2 separate regions of the Homo sapiens genome follow, and region 1 is linked to region 2. Evidence: read pairs that join two places in POLR2A ChIA-PET (ENCODE). Cell type or tissue: Panc1. All regions are shown on one strand. Links, peaks and the distances in the headings refer to the core of each region. The heading gives the core; the rest is flanking DNA. Region 1 has its middle 45 kb from the start of CCDC190. Region 2 overlaps RGS5 (regulator of G protein signaling 5).

Region 1 (2,924 bases), core at 317-2,816, 290 kb before region 2:
GTCAAATCCAAAGTTCGTTCTGTGCAAGTTCAAATGCACGGCAGACACAGCCTGGTATGTTTGGGAAACTCTAGGTATTTCTTTCTGGCTGCTAATAACAAGGAGTTTGTCACTCCTTTTTTCTGCTTGGATTCATCATCTCAGCAAGCAGGTACTGAAACCACATGTTCCAGCTCTGGTCTGAGGTTGTAACTTGTGGCGAGCTTCAGCCCAGAAGAAAGGGCTTACTCCAGCGGGATACTTAGGCTTATCACATTTGGGCCAAATTTTAACCTGCATTGCCAAGAAGCTTCATCCAGTTAATGGTGGCTGGATGGGTAATGAGCCCTGTGATCTCTGGCTTGGTGCCTAACAATGTCATTGTTAAACCGGCTTCCTCAGCTCATTTAACTTCCCACAGGCCTAGGGAAGGGCACAGTCTTTGTATCTATCTTTAGTTGGTACAACAGCCTCACTCTCAACTCACATGGTTCTAGCCAAGCCATAGCCTAGTGCCTTGGTGATAAGCACTAGAGCTGTCAGGCTGCACCGTCTGGAGATGAGCAATCTTTCATCCAGCCTGAGCTAGGTACCACTACTTTGTCGCCCTGTGCTTTTTGAGCAACTTAAGCTAGGCTCTGCTGCTCAGAGGTGAGAGTGTCTCTCTCTGTTCTGGATAGATCCCTAGGGGGTCATTGTTCTGCTCCCAATAAGGGATACTGCTTCCTTCCTCACTCTAGCAGGACACCCACATGCCCTCCATCTCACATGATAGACATTAGTGCCTCTGCTTCATTCCCTTTTCTCTTATTTCTGGGATACCTTTTCCCTGTCCTCTCACTCAGAGGATAATTCCACTTTCAGCTGCAGGTCCATTGCCTAGTGAGGCCATGGCATATTGTATTTTCATTCTGAGGCCAGACCCAACATTGCATCACTTTCTTTCACACAGCTCCAGCCCCACAGTGCATTAACAAGGAATGGTCTTTAACGATGGGCTTAGTGGGGATGCTGGGGATGCTGTAAAGAGCATTTGCATTGTGCACCACAAGACAAGGTTTCTTAAACATTCCTCTCAGACATTAATTTTGGTTCCAAATTTATTTCTGGATGGCAGCTGTCTCATTCTAATTTTTTCTTCCTCTATGGCCTCTAATCTATTCTGCTTATAAGCAAACATCTGCTTGCAGACACACAGAGCAAAGCAGAATCCAGCCCAGCTAGCCCATAGCACTGTTTAGGAATGCATCTTGGAGGTCTCATGCTCAACTCTATCAATTTTTCAAGGTATTTATCCCCCACAAACAGTTCTCTGTTTAGGGGTAAATGAATAATTTGCTACTAAGAAAATATGATGAAAAAAAAATCCCAGATTTAGCCTGGTATTTAACTTGCTGCTTTCTGTCCTCATGAGACTCTCCATGCTGTGAGCTTATAGCTTTTAAGGCCAATGACTCATTCAAGCAATATTTGTTGAAAGCCTGTGTGTCACTGTGTGTCAAGCTCTTGATTAGGTGTGGAACATGTAGGGGTGTTAAGTAAAGTTTTTATCTTTATGAAACTGACCTTCTAGTGGGGGAGATAAACAAAAAACATGTAACAAGTAAATGAGTGAGGTAATTAGGGATGATGGTAAGCCCCACTTAGAAATCAATATTGGAATACTTAACTGAGTACCAGTTACTGTGTGCCAGGCCCTGTGCTAAGTGCTTTGCCCATTTCTATGATCTGAATGTTTGTGCTCCCCTCAAAGTTCATATGTTAAAGCCTAACTGCCGATGTGATAATATTATGAGATGGGGCCTTTGGGAGATGATTAGGTCGTGTGGGGGCAGGGGAGCCATCATCCACAGGATAAACGCCATTTTAGAAGAGGCCCCAGAGAGCTGCCTCATCCTTTCCACCATAAAAGGACACAAGTAGAAGGTGCTATCTATGAGGAAATGACTTCCCAGCCTCCAAAACAGTGAGAAATAAGTTTCTGTTGTTTATAAGCCACCCAGTTTATGGTATTTTGTCATAGCAGCCCAAACTTAATAAGAGACTCTTGTTAATTCACTTAATCTTTATGAGATTAAGGTACGTCTCTATCAACCCACTTTTGTAGCAACCTTCTGAGGCAGGTGAAACAGATATTTTTATCTGCATTCTAAAATCTCATCAGAGAACTACTCAGCCAAAGCCACAGAGCTAGTAAATAGTGGGATCAGGATCTGGGTCTTTGTGGTTCTAAATCACACACCCTTAGTCACAACAATACTGTTTCATGTGTTGATGGGTTGATTAGAGAGCACTTTGACGGGAGAATACTGACCTCTGAGGTTAGGGAGGGCTCTTGTAACATTACCTATCTATATGCTGTAATAGATTGCACATGCTCCCTGGTACTACAATTGTTAGTGTGTGTATCCATTTTTTTCCTTATGGCTGTAAGCTCATTGAGGAGCAAGAATTGTGGCTTGTGCATTTTGTGTGTGTCCCCTCTATTTGTAGCTTGGTGCCTAGACAATGAACATTGAATTGGACTAAAAAGCTGTAGTAGCACTATCCAACAGGAATATCAAGCAAGCCATACATCTAATTTTAAAATTTCTAGTAGCCACAAGACAAAAAAGAAGAAACAATGAAAATTAATTTTAATAATATACTGTAATTTCAACATTCATCAATATGAAAATTATTGAGATATTTTATATTATTCTTTTCATACTAAGTTTTTGAAATCTGGTATGTAATCTACACTTACTCCACATCTCAGTTAGGACTAGCCACATTTCAGTTGCTCATTAGCCACATACGTGGTTAGAGACTATAGCACTGAACAGCACAGAACAATATTCCTGAGATGAATGAGGTGTGGATGCACGCCAGGTAGACCAGACTAGGTGTTAGATATTCAAATTCCAAAACCACTTTGGATCAAGCCCTTGAGACGTCTCATAGGA
Region 2 (2,924 bases), core at 89-2,588:
GTACCAAAACCCACTGGTAAAGTCCTCACTTAAGCTACAATGAAATTGAGAGAACAGAAAAACTTGAGATTTGATAGAATTTGAAATTTGATAGTTATGAAAATATTTGAATTTGATAGAATTATGAAAGTTGGAATGTTTAAGCAGGCTCTGTGTGAAGTGGTTATATTATGGGGATCAACATTGTCTCTGACTGGGGAGTATTTCCCCTACCTAGTATTGTAACACAGAAGACATGTAAATCTGCTCTCCAAACAATGCTAATTGAACACACTAAATTAGAACCAATAAGATTGCTCAAGCCCAAGCAATATAGAGTAGAGGCTGAATGCACATATTCTTTGTTTGAAAGCCCTATACAGAGCTTAGACTGAGGCTTATAGCAAAAGCCTGTGAGTGCCTCCCCGTGACAACTATGAGGATTTTGGACTAGAGAATTTCCATTTGAGGGTCAATTATTAGCTTGCTATTGGACATTAATTTAAACTACCTTTATAACTGAAGGACATAAAATAATCTTGAAACCTGAAATACCCATGGTGTCTTGGTGATATCAGAGAAACACTCTAATGGGGATGGCAGTGCCTGGAAAAGTTCCATAGTAAAATGAACAGGATCTTACACAAGATCATACTACCTGGAGAATGCAAGGAGAAGATACCAGCAGGGAGCCCCTTTTCCCTTAGGACTGACTATGGAACTGCGTGAGGAGCTGCCAAACTCTATCATCATTTAGACAATACCCTATAAACAGTGCTCGACTGACTAACAGTTACTTGGTTTGTGGACAGTAGTTCCACGGTGTATGGACAGCATCCTGTTGGAAGGCTGTCACTCCTATCAAAGAAGATAAAAACAGGTGAGCCCAGTGGGCTGAATTGCATGTTGTTTTCCTAGCAATGACGGAAGAATTTAACAATGATGAAAGCCCCTGTGTTTCAGTTTTTACTGACTCATGGGCAGTGGCCAATTGCCTGGCTATATGGTCAGTGGAAGCCTAGCCCATTAAAGGGATACCCACATGGGGCACAGCTTTATGGAAATGACTATGGGAATTCAAGGGGTTCATTAAAGTAGGACATGCTGATGACCATCAGAAGTCCCTTTCAGGTTTGAAAGGTGATTGGATCAATACATATATATATATATCCCTGTGTGCTCTCCTGTGACGGCCACCTGGGTCCATGAAATGAGTGGACATGGGAGTACTACAGCAAGGCAGAGATGGACTAAATCTGGACATACTCTTCTTGCACACTCTGAAAAACAAAATGCCAGTAAGAACTGTCCTGTTTGTCAGCAAAAGAGACAGAGACTGCCGATGGCTATGTGGCAGATTCTTGGGTGGGAAGGGCAGGAACATAGCTGGCAAGTGAGACTGACGCCAGTAGCCTTGGAGGGCTACAAATGGGTCTTGACAGGAATAGCCACTGACCCTAGAGTGCGTTTTGCTTATGAAGTGTCAGATGCAAATGCTCAAAATGCTATAAAAAAAAAAAGATAGTGCAGCAATTTGGGTAGCCAGCCATCATTTATTCAGACCAAGGAACACACAGTATAGCCTGTAATGTCCAACAATGAGCAGATAGATATCCTCTTCAGAGTAACAGTTTAATGGAGAAGTGAAACAAGTAACTGAAACATTGGTTGTCTAAAATGGGAGCAGTGAAGGTGTGAAGGGCTGGCTTACTGCCTTCATGAGTGCGTTTCTTATTATGCCATAGTCTAACCCATGGTCTCTGGCCATAAACTCTTGGCACAAAGTTGCTAAAACTCTTCTAATTTCCTGAGTGATAATGGTGCTAGGAGCACCTTTTATTCTAATACTTGGTTTCTGACCCTGGTTCTTTACACAGAGCTCCTAAATCCCTTGGAAATTCCTGGGTAAGAGGACCACGTTTTGCTCTAATGAGGCAACTCTTGGTGGCCTCCTGGATAAGGGTTGGTCACTAGAAAAACCAAACTATGATGAGAAGCTTGGAGCTTTCAACAAAGCTTCCTCTGGGGAGAGAAGAGGGGCTGAAGCTTGAGTTAATAATCAAATATACTAAGTAATGAAGCCCCCATAAAAATCTCTAAAATGCAGGGTTCAGAGAGCTTCTGGGTTGGTGAACAAAAATGCATCAAGGGGCTAGGAGGGTGGTGTGCCTGAAGAAGTCACAGAGGCTCTGTGCCCCTTCCCATATACCTTGCTCTATGTACTTCCTCATTTGGTTGTTCAACTGTATCCTTTGCAACTGTATCTTTTGCAATAGCCTTTACGATAAATCAGTAAAAGTAAAAATGTTTTCCCGTGTCTTATGAGACATTATATAAATTATTGAAGCTAAAGAAGGGATTACAGGAAACCCCAATTTATAGCTGAACTTACAACTGGCATCTGAAGTGGGGGGCAGTCTTGTGGGGCTGAGCCCTTAACCTATGGGATATGACGTTAACTCCAAGTAGATAGTGTCAGAGTTGAATTGAATTGTAGAACACACCCTTGGTGCCTACAAAATGTTGGAGAATTTCTTGGTGGGGAAATCCCACACATTGGGTGTCAGAAGTGAAGTGTTGTGTGAGGAGAGAGAAAAAGTTTGTTTTTCCCACTTAGTATAAAATCCAAACTATGGAGATAGAAAAGACCTATTCGCCTTAAAGTGGAAAAAATTCCCATCAATCTACGTTCATCTTTGTGAAAGAAAAATGTTTCTTCCTACCAGGCCCAGGTACACTTTCAGTTTGTGTGCACAAATCTCTGATTTCAACAAACAATCCATCTTTTATCCAAGTCATAAACAATATTGAGGGTATATGTGTGTAAGTGTGTATGCCTGCACATGCATGTGTGTGTTCAAATGACATCTTGTTTTGCACTTCGGTGATTCAGAAGCAAGATTTAAGACTCTGAAAGTCTGTCATCCAGCAAGCATCAGACCACC

What was found. ChIA-PET counts read pairs that join two places held together with the same protein. Peaks named below come from ENCODE experiments on the same cell type or tissue, not always from the same donor. Only the 100,000 strongest peaks of a DNase experiment are listed, where the experiment ranks them.
Region 1: POLR2A ChIA-PET joins it to region 2 with 5 read pairs; 2 of 35 experiments call an interaction of 5 or more read pairs at or near these places.

The regions. Positions count from the first base shown.
Region 1 is chr1:162,904,434-162,907,357 of GRCh38, forward strand. No RefSeq gene overlaps it. Among named protein-coding and RNA genes, the nearest start is that of CCDC190, 45 kb to the left of the region's middle. In Panc1, for the core only: no CTCF peak of the experiment used is centred there; a DNase peak (open chromatin) is centred at 1,468.
Region 2 is chr1:163,189,856-163,192,779 of GRCh38, forward strand. All of the region lies in intron 1 of RGS5 (regulator of G protein signaling 5), which reads right to left. All of the region lies in intron 2 of RGS5-AS1 (RGS5 antisense RNA 1), which reads left to right. Among named protein-coding and RNA genes, the nearest start is that of RGS5, 12 kb to the right of the region's middle. In Panc1, for the core only: no CTCF peak of the experiment used is centred there; no DNase peak of the experiment used is centred there.